2 separate regions of the Homo sapiens genome follow, and region 1 is linked to region 2. A link is a loop called in an ENCODE intact Hi-C map of the cell type or tissue named here. Cell type or tissue: GM12878. All regions are shown on one strand. Each heading gives the region's core, and the rest is flanking DNA. Links, peaks and the distances in the headings are about the cores only. Region 1 has its middle 36 kb from the start of SLC10A4. Region 2 overlaps FRYL (FRY like transcription coactivator).

Evidence for each region. Peaks named below come from ENCODE experiments on the same cell type or tissue, not always from the same donor. Only the 100,000 strongest peaks of a DNase experiment are listed, where the experiment ranks them.
Region 1: a loop joins it to region 2, with 2.3 times the contacts of the local background. A loop is called at or near these places in 6 of 110 quality-filtered maps.

Annotation. Positions count from the first base shown.
Region 1 is chr4:48,442,058-48,453,442 of GRCh38, reverse strand. No RefSeq gene overlaps it. Among named protein-coding and RNA genes, the nearest start is that of SLC10A4, 36 kb to the left of the region's middle. In GM12878, for the core only: no CTCF peak of the experiment used is centred there; no DNase peak of the experiment used is centred there.
Region 2 is chr4:48,493,658-48,505,042 of GRCh38, reverse strand. FRYL (FRY like transcription coactivator) reads left to right here. Exons shown (of 64, transcript NM_015030.2): 61 at 2,198-2,215; 62 at 3,310-3,420; 63 at 4,823-5,013; 64 at 5,363-7,686. The coding sequence ends at 5,621. ZAR1 (zygote arrest 1) reads right to left here. Exons shown (of 4, transcript NM_175619.3): 4 at 10,654-10,942. The coding sequence ends at 10,799. Among named protein-coding and RNA genes, the nearest start is that of ZAR1, 9.1 kb to the right of the region's middle. In GM12878, for the core only: no CTCF peak of the experiment used is centred there; a DNase peak (open chromatin) is centred at 5,152; H3K4me3 peaks cover 326 bases; H3K27ac peaks cover 893 bases.

The DNA.
Region 1 (11,385 bases), core at 1,613-9,612, 51 kb after region 2:
CCCCACACAGGAATAGCCTCCCCCATTATCAACATCCCCCACCAGAGTGGGGGATGTTGCAATTCACGAACATACATTGGCAGATCATTATCACCCAAAGTCCACAGTTGACATTAGGGTTCACTCTTGGTGTTGCATAGTCTATAGGTTTGGATAAATGCATAACGACATGTGTACACCATCATGGTATCATACAGAGTATTTTTACTGTCCTAATAATCCTCTGTCTTCCGCCTATTCATCCTTCCCTATCCCTAACTCCTAGGAGCAATTGAGATTTTTGCTGTCTCCATATTTTTTGTTTTTTTTTTTTTTCCAGAATATCATATAGTTTAACTCACGCAGTATGTAGCTGTTTCAGATTAATTTTTTCTTTCAGTAATATGCCTTTAATTTTTCTGTTTATCTTTTCACACTTGACAGCCCATTTCTTTTTAGCACTGAATAATATTTCATTATCTGGGCATATTTGTTCATTCACCTACAGAAGGACATCTTGGTTGCTTCCAAGTTTTGGCAATTATGAATAAAGCTGCTATAAGCATCCAAGTGCAGGTTTTTGTGTGTAGATACGTTTTCAACACATTTCAGTAAATATTGAAAAGCCCAATTGCTGGATCATATGGTAAGAGTATGTTTAGCTTTGTAAGTGGCTACCAAACTGTCTTCCAAAATGGCTGTAGCATTTTTCATTCCCAACAGCAATGAATGAAAGTTCCTGTTACTCCACACCTTTGTCAGCATTTGATGTTGTCAGTGTTCTGCATCTTGGCCCTTCTCATGTGTGTAGCGGTATCTCATTGTTTTAATTTGCATTTCCCTGGTGACATATGATATGGGATGTATATTCATATACTTATTTGACACCTGCGTATCTTCTTTTGTGAGGTATCTGTTAAGGTCTTTGTCCCATTTTTTAATTGGGTTATTTCCCTATCATTATTACTATTATTATTGTTGTTGTTGTTGTTTTCCCATCTTTCATTTTACAGAGGGTACATGTGCAGGGTTGTTACATGGTTAAATTACAGGTCAGGAGGTTTGGTGTACAGACTACTCTCCTCCCACCCTCCACTCTCAAGTAGAACTAGTATCCGTTGTTCCCTTCTTTGTGTCCATGTGTACTCAATGTTTAGTCCTCACTTATACAAGAGAACATGTAGCATTTGGTTTTCTGTTTCTGTGTTAATTTGCTTAGGATAATGGCCTCCAGCTGCATTTACATTGCTGCAAAGGACATGATTTCATTCTCCTTTATGGCTGCATAGTATTCCACTGTGTATATATACCACATTTTCTTTATCTAGTCATCTGTTCATGGACACTTAGGTTGATTCCATGTCTTTGCTTTTGTGAATAGTCCCATGATGAACATAGATCTGCATGTATCTTTATGGTAGAACGCTTTATATTCCTTTGGGTACATACCTCACAATGGGATTGCTGGGTCGAATGGTAGTTCTGTTTTACATTCTTTGAGAAATCTCTAAAATGCTTTCCACAGTGACTGAACTAGTTTCCATTCCCACCAGCAGTGTGTGTTCCCTTTTCTCCACAACCTTACCAGCATCTGTTAATTTTTGACTTTTTATAATAGCCATTCTGACTGGTGGGAGGTGGTATCTCATTGTGGTTTTGATTTGCATTTCCCTAATGATTAGTGATGTTAAGCATTTTTTTCATATGTTTGTTGGCTGTGTGTATGTCTTCTTTTGAGAAGTGTCTGTTCATGTCCTTTGCCCGTTTATTAAATGGGATTATTTTTGTTTAATAATTTATTTAAGTTCCTTATAGATTCTGGATATTAGACCATTTTCAGATGCATAGTTTGAAAATATTTTCTCCCATTCTGTAGGTTGTCTCTTTACTCTGCTGATAGTTTCTTTTACTGGGCAGAAACTCTTTAGTTTAACTAGGTCTCACGTGTCAATTTTTGTTTTTGTTGCAATTACTTTTACAGTCTTTGTCATGAAATCTTTGCCAGGGCTCATATCCAGAATGGTATTTCCAGAACAGCACATTTTAAAAAAGACCTTAACAACAACAACAAATGTGTGTGTGTGTGTGTGTGTGTGCGTGTGTAAAATGATGAAATATCAAAACACTTGAGACACACACACAAAAATCCTTTTCATTTCCCCAGAAAGAGTGGGCAAAGAGCCGCATTCAAAGCAACAGTAATAGAATGACAAAAAGACTTTCAGTACCAACCTAAAATATTTGAAGACCATGGGGTAATACCCTCAACATTCTGAGGAGCTATTATTTTTGGGAGAGAATACTGTATCCTCTGAACCGTCACTTATATGAATTATGTATGAGTCAGGTTCTCCACAGAAACAGAACCAACAGGATGCATGTATAAATATCTATGAGATTTAAGGAACTGTCTCACACAATTAAGGAGGCCAGCATGTCCAAAATCTGCAGGGTTGGCCTGTAGACTGGAGACCCAGGGAAGAGCTAATGCTGCAGTTCAGGTGTGAAAGGCATCCACTGACCGAATTCCCTTTTGCTCAGGGCAGGCCAGTCTTGTTCTATCCAGGCCTTGAAATGATTGGATGAGGTCCACCCACACTATGAAGGGCAACCTGCTTTGCTCAAAATTCATCTATGTAAATGTTAATCTCATCCCAACATCCTCGCAGAAATATTCAGAATAATTTTTGACACATATCTGGGCTCTGCGGCCCAGCCAAGTTGCCACATAAAATTAACCATCACAATGGTTAATATTTTTAAACTTTCAAGGAAGTTTAAAATATAATATTTATATACATTTTATATATTTATAAATTTATATTGTAGTTATAATAAATTTATTATATTATAAATCTGTTATATAATATATATTTATATTATAAATATGTTATATATAATTTATATTATAAATATATACTTATAAATTTATTGTAACTATCATATATCATATTTTATGTATTTATATTATATATAAATAAAACATTGTATATTATATAGTACATGAATATATATTTTATTTATATATTTTTATTATATATAAATATATCCTCTGAACTATCAATTATGAAGTGTGTATTAGTCAGGTAATATATTTATATTATAATAAACATATTTATTATAATATAATAAGTAAATATAAAAAAATTATTACCTGACTAATACACTCATACATAATTGTGTATTTAATATTTTAATATAAGTATAAATCATTATATATTTGCTATATTTAATATATAAATATATATTTACTATATTATTTAATATATTAATTATATATTAATTACATATTAATATATAATAAATATATAACATATTAATATATAAATATATGTTATATTAATTATAATTAATATATAACAAATTTGTATATATTTATACATTTATATTTATAATAAATATATAATATTTATGTATAATTTAAAAATATAATGTAATCTTAAACTTTCAAGGAAGGCTTCAAAAGTTTACCTCTCATGCATCCTTTCCTATGAGCCACTTAGGAAGCTTCAGCAAAACAAGGGAGTAAACCAATAAAGAAAAAACACAGATCCAGGGAAAGGTTCTAACACAGGTAAGTTTCAGGACAACATCTACCTAGCAGGCCTAGGAAACCACCCAGGAAGATGGAAGTAGCAGTCGGCCCCAGAGTGGGGAGGAAAGGCAGGGAGGACGGTCCCATGCTTTCTTGGTCTTCTCTGGGAGTCTTTAGGGGACGGTGTTAAAGCACAGGCTCTGGAGCCGGACTTCCTGGATTTCAATCCTGGCTTCACGATTTTGTAGCTAGGTGATACTGGGCAAGTGACTCAACCTCCCCGTGGTTCAGTTTCTTCACGTGTAAAATGAGGGAACTCATTTTTTAGACTATGTGTTGCTTGGAGGTATGGTGGCTCCATGATAGTTAGGATGAACTATGTTATGTTGTATTCAGCAACGACCCCCAAAACTCAGGGGCTTAAAACCACAAAGATATTTTCCTTTCTCCTTCTATATGTCCCTGTGGTTGGATGGAGGGCTTCACGTTTTTTCACTCAAGCGAGCACGCTGAGGGAAAGCACGCTGAGGGAGGCTCCACCACCTGGAATGACAGTGTTTGCGGAGGGAAGGAAAGGTCAGGAGTCACATACCAGCCCCTGAAGCCTTCTGCCTAGAAATGACATGTCATTTCTGCTCACGTTCCATTGGCTGAAGGAAGAGAATGGCCAGGGATGTTAAATCCTACCTCACGCTCAGGCGGAAGAGAACCAGAGTCTTGGTGGATGGACACTCTAACCACAGACCGGTAATCCCTCCCACCACAAAGAAGGGACCATGGCTCTAAAGAAGTGGAGTGGAGCCACTTGGAGGGAGGAACAAATGGATTCTAGAGGCGGGAGTAAGGAAAAGGACAGCAGAGGGGAAGAGAGCAATGAGTCTAGGGACAGCGTGTTTTGGATTTGAGAGGGAACAGAGCAATGAGAGAGTTCCTGTGAGGAGTGGGAACATGAGAGTGTGAGAGAGGTCTGAGTGGATTTGTGGGAACTCTTGTTAGGTATTGTGGCCCATAAACCTCTGTGATGGCTCCTTAAGAAACATTAACAGACTTTTGTCACTTTTCAATGCTTTTTAGAATCAGTTTTATGTTTTTTCCAGATGGAACGCCAGGCTAAGACAAGCCTCAAGGTAGCCTATACACGTGAGTTACCATGAGGACCCAAGAAACTTGCCAAACACTTGGCACTTGAAGCCGGCTTCCCTGGACTCAGTCCCCAGAGCCTCTTCCCCCTTCACCTCCTCTGCTGACAGGGGTTCTTTGGTAGGAGGTGGAGAAGTTCAAATAACACATATTTTTATATTTAAGTATTTTTAGTTTATCTAATCCTATTTAATTATATCTTCAGATATTTATAGCTCATTTAGCAAACTCCTAATAGTCAACTTATTCTTCAAATATAGTCTTTTCAAAGTATTTTTATGGGAATTAGGTTCTGGTTTCATTTTTTGAAAAAATATTTTTTAAATAAACATTTCATTTGGGAATAATTTAGACTTACAGAATAATTGCAAAGATAGTTCCCATAGTTCAGAGAGTTCCCATATACCCTATATTCACTTTCCCCTAATGTTAACATCTTACATGAATTAGTATTCTATGTTTGTCTCAACTAATGAACCAACGTTGATATACTTTTATCAACTAAATTTCACAGTTGATTCAGATTTCCTTAATTTTTATCTAATGTTCTTTTTCTGTTCCAGGATCACGCCCAAGACACTGCATTACATTTACTTGTCATATATCCTTTTATTTTGATAAATATGCAAATCTCACACTGATTCACTTGTACTGAAAATAGAACAAATTTAATTCAGAGCAAGCTGAGGGAAGGATTTAAAATACTCCAAGTGTAAATTAGTTCAACCATTGTGGAAACCAGTGTGGCAATTCCTCAAAGAGCTAAAAACAGAACCACCATTCCATCCAGCAATCCCATTTCTGGGTATATACCCAAAGGAATAGAAATCATTCTACCATAAAGACACAAGCACATGAATGTTTGTTGTAGCACTATTCACAGTAGCAAAGACATGGAATCAACCTAAATGCCCATCAATGACAGACTGGATAAAGAAAATGTGGTACCTATATACCATGGAATACTGTGAAGCCATAAAAATGACCGAAACCATGTCTTTTGTGGGAACATGGATGGAGCTAGAGGCCATCATCCTTTGCAAAAGAACGCAGGAACAGAAAACCAAATACCGCATGTTCTCATGTATAAGTGTGAGCTAAATGATGAGAACACATGGACACAAAGAGGGGAACAACAGACACTGGGGCCTACTAGAGGGTGAAGAATGGGAGGAGGAAGTAGATCAGGAAAAATAACTACTGGGTACAAGGCCTGGTACATAAGTGATGAAATAATCTGTACAACAAACCCCCATGACACAAGTTTACAAATACAACAAATCTTCATATGTACCCCTGAACTTAAAACAAAAGATTAAAACAAATGAACAAACAAATGGAATCAATCCACTTGATGAATGGATAAACAAAATGTGGCATATCCATACCATGGAATATTATTCAGCCATAAAAATGAATAAAGCACTGATAAAGGCTACAACATGGATGAACCTGGAATATGTTATGTTAGGTGAAAGAAGCCAGACACAGAAGGTCACATATTGTATGGTTCCACTTATATGAAATGTCTAGAATTGGCAAATTCATAGAGACAGAAAGCAGATTAGTGATTGCCAGAGCTGGGGGGAGGGGAAATTGGGGAGTGACTCCTATTGAGTATGGGTTTCTTTTGGGGGTGATGAAAATGTTCTGGAATTAGGTAGTCACGATGGTTGCACAACCTTGTGAATACACTACAAACCTCTGAGTTGGATACTTTCAAAAGATAAATTTTATGGTATATGAATTATATCCCAATTAAAGTTAATTTTAAGTCTAAGCTCATGATTATGGTATTTCTGACTTCATAAAAAAAAAACTGATAACTCAGTGTGGGTGGAGTAGGCCTTTATATGGTTTTTCACTTGTTTTTTATTGCTCTTAAGAATATTTGGTTGAACTATGCTAGTGTGAATATGCTTTAAGCACTGGACTAATGCAAAAGACTTCTGTAGAAGACATTGGAACAGTGAATCATTCTATCAACATTTATGATCATCTATTATAGGTCATGCTCTATGCTGGGCATAAGAAACAAAAAGATGAGAATACATGAATTCTTTTAGTGCTCATAGTCTAATGCAAAAGATGAGCACGTAATTATGGTGCAGAACAAGGGCTGAAGGAGAGGCATGAACAAAATGCTGGGCTCAGAAAATGAAGTGGCACCCAAGGATTCCTTAGGAAGATATGAAATCAGCATACAGGACTGGTTGAGCTTTTCAAGACCTTAGAGTTAAAAAACAAACTTCAAAGAGCTCACCTGGAAGGGCTGAAAAAGCTGGTGCTGGGAAGGGTAGTGGGGGTGGGAGAGGGGGATGTGGGGATGGTTAATGGGTACAAAAAGTAGTTAGAAATAGTGAATAAGGGCCAAGTGCGGTGGCTCACGCCTGTAATCCCAGCACTTTGGGAGGCCAAAGAAGGTGGATCACTTGAGGTCAGGAGTTTGAGACCATCCTGGCCAACATAGTGAAACCCCGTCTCTACTAAAAATACAAAAATTAGCTGGGCATGGTGGCATGCACTTGTAGTCCCAGTTACAGGGAGGCTGAGGCAGGAGAATCACTTGAACCTGGGAGGTGGAGGTTGCAGTGAGCCGACATTGCCCTACTGCTCTATGGCCTGGGCGACAGAGCGAGACTGTCTCAAAAGTAAAAAAAAAAAAAGTGAATAAGACCTAGAATTGATAGCACAACAGGGTGACTATAATCAATAATAATTTAATTGTACATTTAAAAATAACTAAGAGTATAATTGGATTGTAACACAAAGGATAAGTGCTTGAGGGGATATCCCATTTATTATGATTACTACACATTGCATCCCTGTATCAAAGTATTTAATGTGCCCCAGAAATATATACACCTACTACATGCCCACAAAAATTAAAAAATTAAAAATTAAAATAAAAAAAGGTAAAAATAAAATAATAAATAAAACACTCCAAGAGAAATCAAGATCTCCCCCTAGTGTTTAGATAAATAATAGCACTTTGACTTTCCAACGTTGTGCTAACGCTGAAGAACAAATCTTCGATTTAAAAAAATTTTTTTGAATAGGAGTGGTGAGAGAGGGCATCCCTGTCTTGTGCCAGTTTTCAAAGGGAATGCTTCCAGTTTTTGCCCATTCAGTATGATATTGGCTGTGGGTTTGTCATAGATAGCTCTTATTATTTTGAGATACGTCCTATCAATACCTAATTTATTAAGAGTTTTTAGCATGAAGCGTTGTTGAATTTTGTCAAAGGCCTTTTCTGAATCTATTGAGATAACCATATGGTTTTTGTCATTGGTTCTGTTTATATGCTGGATTACATTTATTGATTTGCATATGTTGAACCAGCCTTGCATCCCAAGGATGAAGCCCACTTGATCATGGTGGATAAGCTTTGTGATGTGCTGCTGGATTCGGTTTGCCAGTATTTTATTGAAGATTTTTGCATCGATGTTCATGAGGAATATTGGTCTAAAATTCTCTTTTTTTGTTGTGTCTCTGCCAGGCTTTGGTATCAGGATGATGCTGGCCTCATAAAATGACTTAGGGAGGATTCCCTCTTTTTCTATTGATTGGAATAGTTTCAGAAGGAATGGTACCAGCTCCTCCTTGTACCTCTGGTAGAATTCGGCTGTGAATCCATCTGGTCCTGGACTTTTTTTGGTTGGTAAGCTATTAATTATTGCCTCAATTTCGGAGCCTGTTATTGGTCTATTCAGAGATTCAACTTCTTCCTGGTTTAGGTTGTTGGAGTTCTGCCCAGGGCAATCAGGCAGGAGAAGGAAATAAAAGGTATTCAATTAGGAAAAGAGGAAGTCAAATTGTCCCTGTTTGCAGATGACATGATTGTGTATCTAGAAAACCCCATCGTCTCAGCCCAAAATCTCCTTAAGCTGATAGGCAACTTCAGCAAAGTCTCAGGATACAAAATCAATGTGCAAAAATCACAAGCATTCTTATACACCAATAACAGACAAACAGAGAGCCAAATCATGAGTGAACTCCCATTCACAATTGCTTCAAAGAGAATAAAATACCTAGGAATCCAACTTACAAGGGATGTGAAGGACCTCTTCAGGGAGAACTACAAACCACTGCTCAATGAAATAAAAGAGGATACAAAGAAATGGAAGAACATTCCATGCTCATGGGTAGGAAGAATCAATATCATGAAAATGGCCATACTGCCCAAGGTAATTTATAGATTCAATGCCATCCCCATCAAGCCACCAATGACTTTCTTCACAGAATTGGAAAAAACTACTTTAAAGTTCATATGGAACCAAAAAAGAGCCCACATCGCCAAGTCAATCCTAAGCCAAAAGAACAAAGCTGGAGGCATCACGCTACCTGACTTCAAACTATACTACAAGGCTACAGTAACCAAAACAGCATGGTACTGGTACCAAAACAGAGATATAGACCAATGGAACAGAACAGAGCCCTCAGAAATAATGCTGCATATCTACAACTATCTCATCTTTGACAAACCTGACAAAAACAAGAAATCGGGCAAGGATTCCCTATTTAATAAATGGTGCTGGGAAAACTGGCTAGCCATATGTAGAAAGCTGAAACTGGATCCCTTCCTTACACCTTATACAAAAATTAATTCAAGATGGATTAAAGACTTAAATGTTAGACCTAAAACCATAAAAACCCTAGAAGAAAACCTAGGCAAGACCATTCAGGACATACGCATGGGCAAGGACTTCATGTCTAAAACACCAAAAGCAATGGCAACAAAAGCCAAAATTGACAAATGGGATCTAATGAAACTAAAGAGCTTCTGCACAGCAAAAGAAACTACCATCAGAGTCAACAGGCAACCTACAGAATGGGAGAAAATTTTTGCAATCTACTCATCTGACAAAGGGCTAATATCCAGAATCTACAATGAACTCAAACAAATTTACAAGAAAAAAACAAACAACCCCATCAAAAAGTGGGTGAAGGATATGAACAGACACTTCTCAAAAGAAGACATTTATGCAGACAAAAGACACATGAAAAAATGCTCATCATCACTGGCCATCAGATAAATGCATATCAAAACCACAATGAGATACCATCTCACACCAGTTAGAATGGTGATCATTAAAAAGTCGGGAAACAACAGGTGCTAGAGAGGATGTGGAGAAATAGGAACACTTTTACACTGTTGGTGGGACTGTAAGCTAGTTCAACCATTGTGGAAGTCAGTGTGGCGATTCCTCAGGGATCTAGAACTAGAAATACCATTTGACCCAGCCATCCCATTACTGGGTATAAACCCAAAGGATTATAAATCATGCTGCTATAAAGACACATGCACACGTATGTTTATTGTGGCACTATTCACAATAGCAAAGACTTGGAACCAAGCCAAATGTCCAACAATGATAGACTGGATTAAGAAAATGTGGCACATATACACCATGGAATACTATGCAGCCATAAAAAATGATGAGTTCATGTCCTTTGTAGGGACATGGATGAAGCTGGAAACCATCATTCTCAGCAAACTACCGCAAGGACAAAAAACCAAACACCGCATGTTCTCACTCATAGGTGGGAATTGAACAATGAGAACGCATGGACACAGGAAGGGGAACATCACACACCGGGGCCTGTTGTGGGGTGGGGGGAGTGGGAAGGGATAGCATTAGGCGATATACCTAATGTTAAATGAAGAGTTAATGGGTGCAGCACACCAGCATGGCACATGTATACATATGTAACTAACCTGCACGTTGTGCACATGTACCCTAAAACTTAAAGTATAATAAAAAATAATAATAAAAAATAAAAATAAAAAAAATTTTTTTTGGAAATAAACATCTCGGTTTCAATATCACCAACAGAAAGGGTAGACACAGTCAATTACTAACAAAAATGGCAAACAAATTCAATAGTAAAATGCCCTTGAAGAGAGAGATGGAATCTCAGACCTGGGAGGTGTTTATGTAAAAAAACCTGTGGAGCTGGAGTGCATTGATTAGGATTAAGGAATCTAAAAGATAAGGTATTCAATCTCCATAGATATTAATATTCAAAATGGCTATCTATTAGTTTCGATGAGCAGTATAGTTCGCGATACTTCCCCCCTCCCACTTCTCACTCTCACTTCTGAGTTAACTGGGCATCAGATTTCTGACTACTCACACCATTGAATGTAGTGAAAAATCAGGAAGTATGCGAAAACAGCCCTGTGAAATAACTATCACAAAGACAGGCAAAAAGAAACTAGGTATCCATGTAGAAGTAAACACAGTTATGAATTTACTGGTTATTATTACTTAATATGAAATTCTAATAATTTGGATTGATTTGGGTTGGCAGAAAGAAAAGAGCACATTTGTAAGGATAGCTTCAACACTGGATTTCTGGCAGCATGATTGACAGCTGGTAGCCAGGGAAGAAATAAATCTACTGAACGCAGAGTATAGTCCTTCATTTTATTGATGAGCCTATATTAACAACATTCACATCATAATCAGCATCTTCTTTTTATGAAAGCGTCCGAAAAATATTTTTATTAAAAATGACTAAAAAATGTTTAAAAGTTCTTGAAAGTTAGCTAAGTTTCTGTGATTTAGTAAATTCATTCATTATTTGGGCAGACCCTGTTGATTGCTAATCCAACATCCATTCCCCCTCTTCTACCGCTAACAGAATTCATTTATTTGGGAAGATAATGAACTCAGCTAAATATTTCTCCAGCTTCCTTTCAGCTAGAAGTTGCTTTGTGACAGTTT
Region 2 (11,385 bases), core at 1,939-9,938:
CATTGTAGTAAGTGAGGATAAGTTAGGGCCTACAAATTATTCCAATGGAAGTGTAGCTTCACAGGGGAAAATACATTCATCAACTGAAATTTATTTCCATTTGACATCAGAATTCCAGTCTTTTATATTCTACCTTTGGTTATATTATTACAGATTTCTAGTGTCTGTAAAGGTTATACTATTATTAGGTTATACTATTTATTATAGTAAAAAATTGAAGTTCTGCAAAAACTGCAGTGTTGAGAAAATAATAGTATACTCGCTAAGTGTTAACTATTTGCCAGCCTCTATAGTTTCTTTATCCTTACAACTCAGGCAAGTAGTTGCTCTAATTATCCTGGTTTTGAAGATGAGGAAACTGAGGTTCAGAGATGCTAATTTATCTAAAATCAGCAAATAGTGAAACCAAGATTGAAACCTAGGCAGGCTGACTCCAAATCCTGCACTAATGTTAAAAAGAAACTGCTAAGTCATCTATGTAAAGAAATGAAGATAAGGAATTAACCCTAGACCAGAATCCTTTGGTTCTAATTCTGTCTGTCTTTGCCACTGTTTAACTGCATCACTTCGGCAAGTAATGTAACCTTTTTTCCTACAAAAACTAGGTGTTTATATTAAGTGATTTTTTTATATCCCCTCTACCTTGAAGAAAATTATATCCATCTTAAGATCAAGTCAGTTAACATAGCTTGAGGTTTTCTACGAAGTGGAAACTGAACATTTAACACTTTCATTTATATTTCAGCTCACCTTTCATATTCAACTGTTTTGAGGGTGGAAGACGCTTTTTATGCAATTTGATCTGTCCTTGTGTACCAGTCTTGTCTTTTGCATAATAAGCAGTCAAATATTTGTTAGATGAATAAAAGAATGTGCAAATTTTAATATACTTTAAAATGTGCATATATATACACACACACACACTCATCCACAAAAACTGCACTGTTTTAGCATATTTAGAGTAATTGCTGGTAATTCAGAGCTGTAAAATTCATTACATTTGTGTTATTTCCTACGATCATAAACTTTATCAGCAGTTTATGTTCCATTACATCCCAAAGTAGAGGCTATACATATATGCTTGTAGAATCAGTTCTACTTTATTTGTGCTAATAGAAGTGAGGAAAGGTATTTAAAATTCAAATTGTTAATTTCCATATGAAATAAACTGTATGAACTAAACCCTCAGAAATTTAGATATGGAATATGCTTGACCTTGGATTGTGCTCAACTGATGTTTATTGGATGAGCATCCACATAATTTATGGTAAGCAGCATGGAGCTAAAGTTCACCTTTGCTTATTTAGCAAATCCCTTCTAAATTGATAGGAATAAACTTTATGAAAAACAGTCCTTCACAGGAAACTATTTAGAAAAGCAGGCTTAAGAATGACTTTTAGAAGATACATTTACGGTGTAACAATTGTTGTTTTAGTTAGAAGTCATTCTCCTCGTAAGAGACCAGATCCAAGTTGCTGTACATGTTTTCATATAGTTTTTAAGATGGTTCATAAATTTTTACTCTGTGTTTTACATACATTATGTTGATTCAAACCTAGTCGGGTTAAGTTTCTGAAACTTACTGAAGTATATTTGGAATGCAATTTAGAACATGCATCTGCTTTTGATATTCCACCCTGTGGCTCAGCACCAGTTATGGCAAAGTAGGACCTAATTAGACAGTAAAGGATAGGAAGCCTGGAATGAGCCACCCTAGAGATAATCTTTTGATGGTGATGGATAAGTATTTATTATGTACGATTATAAGCCAATTCTTTTCTGAGAAGTAACAGTAATTAATTTGTTTCTTATTTTCTAATCATAAGTTTTCCAGTTTACAAATGGAAGTTTTATTACAGTTGGGTTTTGGTTTTTTTTTTTTTAAACCTGGATAGCCAGATTTACCAAGATCACAATAGTTCAGTTTTATTCATTGTAGCTTTTACACAGAAATAAGTCATAGCCTAAATGTAATTTATTATTTGGCAAAGTGTTTAAAAACACCCTGAATCGTTGCAGTAAATGTCTAAAAAGTTTTATTCTGGAAATAACTTTGTATAATTTTCTTTGGGGTATAAATATATGTTCTTCAGTTTACCTGGAACATCTGTGACCCTAGTTAAAATGATTTCTTACACTAATTCTTGGTCTTTTTCTTCCTTTGTATTTTTTGTGACCTGATCACCTTCTTGCTTAGCAAATGGAAATACTAGCAGTAAGTGACCTGTCTTGATTTATAGACTACTCACCCTTGCCAGACAAACTGGTTTTCATCTGCCATTTGTCCATTTGTGACCCAGCAATGTTTTCTCGTGGACTACTTTACAAGTAGTATGTGCTTCAGTTTTGCAAAGCCCTAATCCATGAAATGTTGGTTCTTTTAAAATAGTGAGATGTTAAAATACATAAAATTAGCAGTCACCTTTTTCTTAAACATATCTCCTCTTAAATTTCTTAATTTAAAAAATCAAAGTGCACAACTTTTTTTTTTTTTTTTGAGATGGAGTCTTGCTCTGTTGCCCAGGCTTGGAGGGCAGTGGCATGATCTCGGCTCACTGCAACCTCTGCCTCCCAGGTTCAAGCGATTCTCCTGCCTCAGCTTCCCCAGTAGCTGGGATTACATACACCCACCACCATGCCCAGCTAATTATTTTTTGTATTTTTAGTAGAGACGGGGTTTCACCACATTGGCCAGGCTGGTTTCAAACTCCTGAGCTCAAGTGATCTGCCCACCTCGGCCTCCCAAAGTGCTAGGATTACAGGTGTGAGCCACCGTGCTCGGCCCACGTTGTTAATTTCATAGTTTCATTTCAATGAGATTACCAAGTGGTTTTCTTTAGAAAAATGACCTCACTTTAAAAGACAGCTTTTCTTACTTTTTAGGTAAGAGGTTATCCGGTTTCACTTTGCTTTATCAAGCATTTGTTGATAAATGCAGTGAGATCTACATCTCAATGAGGGCAAAAGTCTTTGCATTTGTAGATTATTTTAATTATGAATTTAAAGTTTTAAATTCTAATGAATCCTTTTTAAAGTATCCTATTAATTGCCTGCTGAAACAGTCTATTTGTAGAATGTGAAAATGTGCTTAACATTAAAACTGAATTATGTAACCAGCAGTGATATTTGTTTTTATTTTAATCTTAGTCTTTAAAGCATATTTCACGTGCCTTTCATCAGCTTCATACCATATTAACTTCCTTACTGCAGAAAAATAAACGACAAGACAATTTTAACTATAAATTTCCATTGGAAATATGCTGTCTAGAAAATAACACCTAAATTTAATGTAATGTTATTTATTTCTAGGAATTGGAGCTCTGCCGAAGATTATACAAATTGCATTTTCAATTGCTGCTTCTGTTCCAGGCCTACTGTAAACTTATCAACCAAGTAAATACGATAAAAAATGAAGCAGAGGTAAATATTCAGTTGTATTAGGCATCAGTAACTGATTCTAAAAAAATTTTAAAATAAAATCTATTACTTGTTAAAATAGCTTAAGTCAAAAGTCACTTAGAGTGAGTCTTTTTTCTTTTAGTTAAGGAATAATTTGTTTTTTAATGATGTGCTATGTCAGGACCTATGAGTAAATAAGACAGCAGATATCCAGCAGTTGTAAAAGGTTCAAGACCTTAAAGGTTTCCATAGTAGACACAGATCATCTATAATCAAAAGTCAAGTAAAAGCCAGGGATGGTGGCACATACCTATAGTCCTAGTTACTCGAGAGTCTGAGCTGGGATGATGACTTGAGCCCAGGAGTTAGAAGCTGTAGTGAGCTGTGATTGCAGCACTGCACTCCAGCATAGGTGACAGAGCAAGACCCTGTCTCAGAAAATCAAAATAGTCAAACAAAGCACATCAGTTCAATAAAGACATAAAACTGTATCATCAACCCCCCTCCCTCAACATGTTGTTCGTATTTCTATAGCTTTTTTTTTTTTTTTTTTTTTTTGAGGCAGAGTCTCCTTCTTTTGCCCAGGCTGCGGTGCAATGGCATGATCTCAACTCACTGCAACTTCCACCTCCTGGGTTCAAGCAGTTCTCCTGCCTCAGCCTCCCAAGCAGCTGGGACTACCAGTGTGCACCACCACACCCAGCTAACCTTTTTGTATTTTTAGTAGAGACGGGGTTTCACCATGTTGGCCAGGCTGGTCTCAAACTCCTGACCTCAGGTGACCCACTGCCTTGGCCTGCCAAAGTGCTGGGATTACAGGCATAAGCCACCGTGCCCAGCCCACATTGTTACAGTTTTATTAGTGCACACAAGAAAAAACATGTTAAAAAACACTTTGAATGTTGAAAATCAATACATAGCCTCAAAGATGCTAACTTTAGTCTTTTCCCCCCCTTGTCATCTGCTGGTAATAAAACTATCACTGGGGAAATGATTTAATTTCTTAGTCATTAAATCTGTAAAAAGAAATATACATGTATTTATTTTTTATATAAAAATACCCTGGGGTAAATAATCTTTTAAAATCTAAAGACTTTACTGTTATATAGTTTTCATGATCCCCCATAACAGTAAATGTACTTTTACTATCCAAAATGTAGTAATATTAAAACCAATATAGACATTTATTACAACTTGTTGCTTTATCAAGAACATTTAATTTCAAGACTACTATTTGGTGGAATTTATTTGCTCCTACAGAATGGAGTACTTGAAATATTAACTGCCCTTTCTTCCAAGACAAACATTTTAAAATAATCTTTAAGAGCAACAATGCTACTGCCATCAGGTATATTCTTGTAGCCAACTAAATGTTTTTGTTACCAAACATACGAATAGATCCTTAAAGATGTATTTGTTTTAGGTCATCAACATGTCAGAGGAACTTGCCCAACTGGAAAGTATCCTCAAAGAAGCTGAGTCCGCTTCCGAAAACGAAGAAATTGACATTTCCAAAGCTGCACAAACTACTATAGAAACTGCCATTCATTCTTTAATTGAAACTTTGAAAAATAAAGAATTTATATCAGCTGTAGCACAAGTCAAAGCTTTCAGGTAAAACGTGACGGGATTTAAAGGTGATGCCTTTAAATTAGACAGGAAGTTTAGTAATACTAGGTTTTCATTTTCAATTTGCTGTTTCCATATCATGTCTTTGTGAAAGAAAAACATGAGTATTTTTAACAGTTGCCACTGAAATGATACCAATTTTAGATTTCTTTTCACTTTCAGATGGTACTTTGAAAGTGAATTCAGGTGGTACTTTGAGTAATATTTGCTCAAATATTAAAACAGATCATGTTATTCACAAGGAAATGTTGTTGTTACAGGTATTTAACTTAAATTGAGTTAGTCTTAACTATTGCCTAAGTCTCAGAACTGAAAAACTATTGTGTATTTTCAGATCTCTCTGGCCCAGTGATATCTTTGGCAGTTGTGAAGATGACCCTGTACAGACACTGTTACATATATATTTCCATCATCAGACGCTGGGCCAGACAGGAAGCTTTGCAGTTATAGGCTCTAACCTGGACATGTCAGAAGCCAACTACAAACTGATGGAACTTAATCTGGAAATAAGAGAGTCTCTACGCATGGTGCAATCATACCAACTTCTAGCACAGGCCAAACCAATGGGAAATATGGTGAGCACTGGATTCTGAGACACTTCAGGCCTTTAGGAAAGAAACTAAACTGAAGATGATGAAGAATATTAACCAAGCACCTTTTATGGACCCTTGCATTCACTGATAACTTTCTGGCAGCATCTACTTTTTAGTGTAACTAATGTCAAACTGTATCATCAAAAACAAAGATCTGAAAGAAAAAAACATCTGATATTTTAACAGCTGCCAATATCTCCCACAATAACTGCGTGAAGAAGGAATTTTTTAATTACTTAACCTACGTGAAAAGAAAAGGGCTAAAAGTGATGCCTACAAATACATTACTTTCTGGGGAAAGAAAAGAATTCCAAGAATGTTTGCAATAATGGCCTCCAATACTGAAACAACCAAAAGCAGGTGAAATGAGGCTGAAATCAAGGCTGTTTCATTTTAGCTGAAGACCTGCAAAGCTGCTTGGATTTCTAGCAGTTGAAAACCTAACCTGCAATTGATGCTTAATCATCCATCCACATGAACATGCAGTCAGCTATACGCATCAAGACTCGTTTGCAAAAACCATTGATTTTTCAGTATGTGGGATAAGGGTTTGGGTTTTTTTGTTTTTTGGTCTGTATAAGGAATTATGTGTGTGTGAGTTGGGATGTATGGATATGTGATAGTCATATTTTCAAGGTATGGATGTTTGGTGATAACGTCTCAGAGCATGCCTAAAAGAGCACTGCAAGATTATTTTTGAAGAAATGTTATTTTATTAGATCTAACTCTTCATAGTATGTAAATGTTAGAACATTTTAATAATATTTTAAAACTGGGCTTTCCCAGTATTTCAAAAAGAAATAATATATCTGTTAACGTTATTGGAATGCTGCTCAGTTCTCTGATCAGTGCTTATGTTATGATTGTTGATAACTAACCAAAGTAGATGCCTGCAGAGACTTTAAAATGTAAAATAAAGATGTATGCTGCCTGTCAGCTATTCTCATTAGAAAAGTTTTAACTTATTTTACTCCATATAGAAACTGTAGAGACTAAAACCAGTTATTTTCTTGTACATTTGTGCCATGCACTGTTGTTATACAAGAATAGGTGTACAAAGCTAAAGAAAAATTGTGGTCATTGATGATGGAATATATGACTTGCAGGCTTTGAAGTCTGCAGAATTCAAGAAAAGAGCTGCAAATGCATTTTTGTATCTTTATTCAGGACTCACATGCTTTACCCTAAAGAAACCTGGGGCTAGGGGAAATGAAAGGAAGCCTGAAGACTGACTACCAAAACATGCAATATACTTATTCACTGTCTAAGTCTGTAGTATAACATGAACTGGAGTCTCTATCCTTTTCTAAAATCGCATTTTGTAAGAAAAGAAAGAAAAAAAAAAAAAAAGAATGTAGTCCCACAACTCCTGATTTGAAAGAAACACCTTGTATTTTTTATATACATCTCTTATCCACTGTGACTTTTCTTTTAAACTGGGCTCTGTGATTCCAGAGTTTAGAATGTAGAAATGAAATGCTTAGCTTTACCTTTTCTTGGGGGGTGTGGACCCTGCCAGAAATGTAATTACGTATGCTCAAGTGCATTAATTGAAGGCACTGTGCACACCATTGGACTGCTGACCACAGTTAAACATTTCCAGTAAAATTTCGTAACTGGTCACAGCTCATTCATAATCACTGTATTTTTTGACCCTGATAAAGACAATTATTTTGATGGTGTTCTGGTACTGTAATTGGTATCCTTTAAATTATTTAAAACTTTTGGGTGTGGGGCAGGCAGAGAGGGATGGTGTCCAGAGATACATCACACTTTACATCCTATCTTACTGTCCTCTGTTTTTCTTACCCTCCTTACATCCTTTTTGTTAAAAATAAAAAGCATTGTAGCTGTTGGTTTGTGTTGTATTTTAACAAAGAATGAATGATTACAGTGTGCATCATTTAGAAACCTTTCAAATGTTACCTTCTTGAATTGCCCTAGAAAAGAACAAAATTAGTTGACTACCCAACCAAACCTTTCAGTTGATATTTGCTTTTTGTGTTTATTTATATGTAACTAAGTCTATTAATATAATAAAAATGAATATACCTGCAGCAAGCAAGATGCAAACAAATTCATTAGGATGGCCTTCTGCAACAGCATTTTCCTCCAACCTACACTTCTCTGCTCCTCAGCCTCTGAATCCCAAGTTAGCATTTATTAACAAATATATACCAATGCTTAATTTATTACCTGATTTAGTTCCATTTGGAGCCCAGTTTTTGCTACATACAGCCTTTTTCTTTTGCCCACTAAATTTATCATTTTTAAATAGTACGCTTATAAGACAACAGCAAAAGCAGCAATCCGGCAGTTTCTTCATGCTGCTTCTAAAACAAAACCACAGGATTTCTTATTTTAAAATATATTTTCTACTTTTAGTGATGTAAAATAGAGGGTGTGGCAAAACACATAACCTCCCTTAAATTTAGGAAATCATTACATGCTTTCTTGGAAAAGACTCAAGGGCAGAGTAAGGTTCCTCATCCAGGCCTGTGAGTGAATACTGCTCACATAAAACACCAGGATAACCTAAACAAAAGGAGAAAGACGACAGTATGAAAATCCATTTATTGGTATTTTATAGCATTTTTTCCCTAATTTTTCAAAGTAATCCATGGTTCCTTTAGAAAATAAAGGAAATATGAAGAAAACTACAGTTACTTCTCTTGATACCCAGAGACATCTTGGAGTATTTCCTTCTAACCTCTCAACTTAAAATCTATTCACATCTTTTAGTTTTTGGATTGTACACATAGAGTTTGGCAGTGCCTTTTCATTGCTTGAATGTAATCATAACTTGAATGGCATGTTTTTGTGCCACTTTGTTGAATATCTGCATGCCCACCCACCCTAGGTAAAACAGTCTGATCCTCACTTTCCTCAACTGAAAAATAGGGTTAGCTGCTAAGTTAGGAAAATTAATGGCAAGCAATATTAAAGAACAATGTAACCATATTAATAGCCAGTGAAAATTTCTTTCTTAGGACTCAATGTAGGTACATTTATGTAATTCACTCATTCATTGAGCAAATACTATTGATCACATCATTATGTATCACTTGCATGCCACAGTACAAATAATAGGTTTCCTACCCCTGTACCTACCCCCAACCAAATCAACAGGAACATGTTCGAACCAGTAAAAAACACATCGCCTTTACCCACACCAGTTCTTGTCATTTCTCTCTAGCCTTGCCACCACTTTATCAGGTCCCTGTGAGTCTCCTTATCTACAGGTATCCACTGTACAGCTGGAGTGATTTTTTAATCTATATGCCACCATGCCCCACTATCCCCACCATACCTTTAAAACCTTTTAGTGCAGCCTGGCAAAGTGCCTGTAGTCCCAGCCACTTGAGAGGCTGAGCCAGGAGGATGGATCACTTGAGCCCAGGAGCTTGAGGCCATGGTGTTCCCTGATAATGCCTGTGAGTAGCCCCTGCACTCCAGTAGAGACCATCCTCCTAATGAAGGCCTAAAACACCCTTCCAGTCTGGCGCTGCTAGATTCACCTGGCATGTCATGTCCTCCAAAGTATTCTCACACTGTGGCCTCCCCCTGGTTGTTTTCTACCACAGGGCTTTTGCAGATTGTTGTTAACCTAATCTGGAAATTTTCCCCTCTCCATTTTTGCCTCATTCGACTCATTTGAACTGGAGCTTAGCTGAGGTATCGTTCTTTTAAGCAGGGCTTCCCTGATCTCCCTAAGTCAGGTCCCTTACTGCAGAGGCACATAAGCAGATCACAGGTCAGAACCTCAGTTTTACATTTATATAAAAACTAGTGGCCATCTGCCCACTCTACTGGAAGCTCCATGAGATGCCACCTCTTCTCTACCGAGCACAGGTGCTCATGCTTCAATTCTATTAGCAACAGCTGGGGCGCCTATTAAATGTAGGTAGGACAGGTGCCCAGTAATCTGCATTTTACACGCACCATCTCTGTCCACATTGATGCAGGTGGGCCTTTCCCCTTGAGATACGGATTCTATGGAGGCCTCAAACTCACTTTGGTCCCTTTTAACAAGTGTCCAAGATGTTAAGACTTAGTCCTATGGCCTAAGGTAGTAAGGGGTTCACTTAAGTGGGATGTTTGTTAGAGAATTGGAGGCATAATTAGCACATGGTTCCAATTATATGGTTTCTGTAATTAAACCAATACTACAACTTTAATTTCATCAGATGCACCTGAGGCTCTAAACTCAGTCCCATCCTCAACTAGGAACATTCTGGCAGTGGGGCCTCAGTGTTGTCATGAGAAGCTACTAGACGCAGTTAGAGTCTGGCATCCCGACTAGCACTAAGTCAGTGAAGACAAAAGCTAAGGCCTACACCTCTAACTTGACATCTTTAAGTGCATTTTAGGAGGCCTACTTTAAAAAAAGAAGAAAAAAAAAAGGCTTTGAAGAAACACAAAGTCTACTTGATAGGTTATTCAGTGTCTTAAAAGCAGCTAGCTGCCCACAGCCACCCTGTTCCAAGCCCCACTTTTGCCACATTTGTGAAACTGACTAGTGAGCCAGGTTAGTTTTCCCAGCCTCCCTCCACCTAGTAGCTTACCTCCTAAGGTCACCTGGACACTAAAGCCTTTACCTACCCCATCACCGCCACTCAGCATTCTTACTCAACGTTAACCTCCAACGGTCTCATGCAACCAATAAATGGCTCTGCCTCCACCTCTCCCAAAAGAATGCCTTAATGTTACAGCTAGGCAGCTTTTTTTTTTTGAGATGGAGTCTCACTCTGTCACCCAGGCTGGAGTGCAGTGGCGCGATCGCTAGGCGGCTTTTTATTCAGTTAACTTCCTTCTAAGCTTCAGTCCTCCAGACCTGCCTAAATAAGTAGACCTCGTCTACAAGCACCCCCCTAAATTGTTTTCCAAGTGGCTGCAGCCTAACTCAGAGCCTGGCCCACTCTATGCCATCAGCAAGCATTCATAAAGGTGAAGTGACAGGCCCAGACTGTTAGCACAAGACAAGCGCTCTTGAAACTTTATTTTCAAAGACAGATTTTATGCAATGTATAAATCGTGTTGCAATACCTTTATTTGAAGGCTTTTTCAGAATACACTGCCTTTCATGAAGTATTTTGAGAAGGGAGAGGTGGAGGAGAGGCACGGAAAAGCTCACTCGTCTACTCCATCAGCGCATGCACAGCAACACTGACTTTCACCTAAATGATGTATTTGAAGCTGAAAGTGCTGTCACAGGACAGGCGTTTGCCTTTGCATCTACCGCACAAATCTTGACGGTGGGGCCGTTTAGGGTCCACGTGGCGAAGTTTTACTGGGCAGGAACATCTCGTTTGTTTACAACTCTGGGGGAAAAAAATACAGAAGGGCATGCAGAAGATAAACCCTTAGTGATTTCCTAGGACTTCAACATTTTTCTAGTCCATTCAAGTACTTAATGAATGTGCTCTAAGCAAGGTCCCATAGTAATCTTGTTTTCCCTCTACATCCCTACCTACGTAGCAATGACAGGGCTAGGAATAGTGGGTGTTTAACCATGCTGTACTGCTGCTATATTGCATCAGATCCAATTATGAATTGTGAAATTTCTTTTACAACAACTGTTTAAGAGAAAGGGTAGAGAACAAGTCAGGGATGAATTTGACAATGAACACCAAGAGCAGAGTGGTTAAGGCATCCTCTTTTAGAAACATGCCCAGCTCTGATCTAAGTGATTCTAAGTGGCTTTCCATACTTAGTTTCTCTCCACCACCCCAGGGTGTTAATGCTTTTAAATATCCAACGTGGG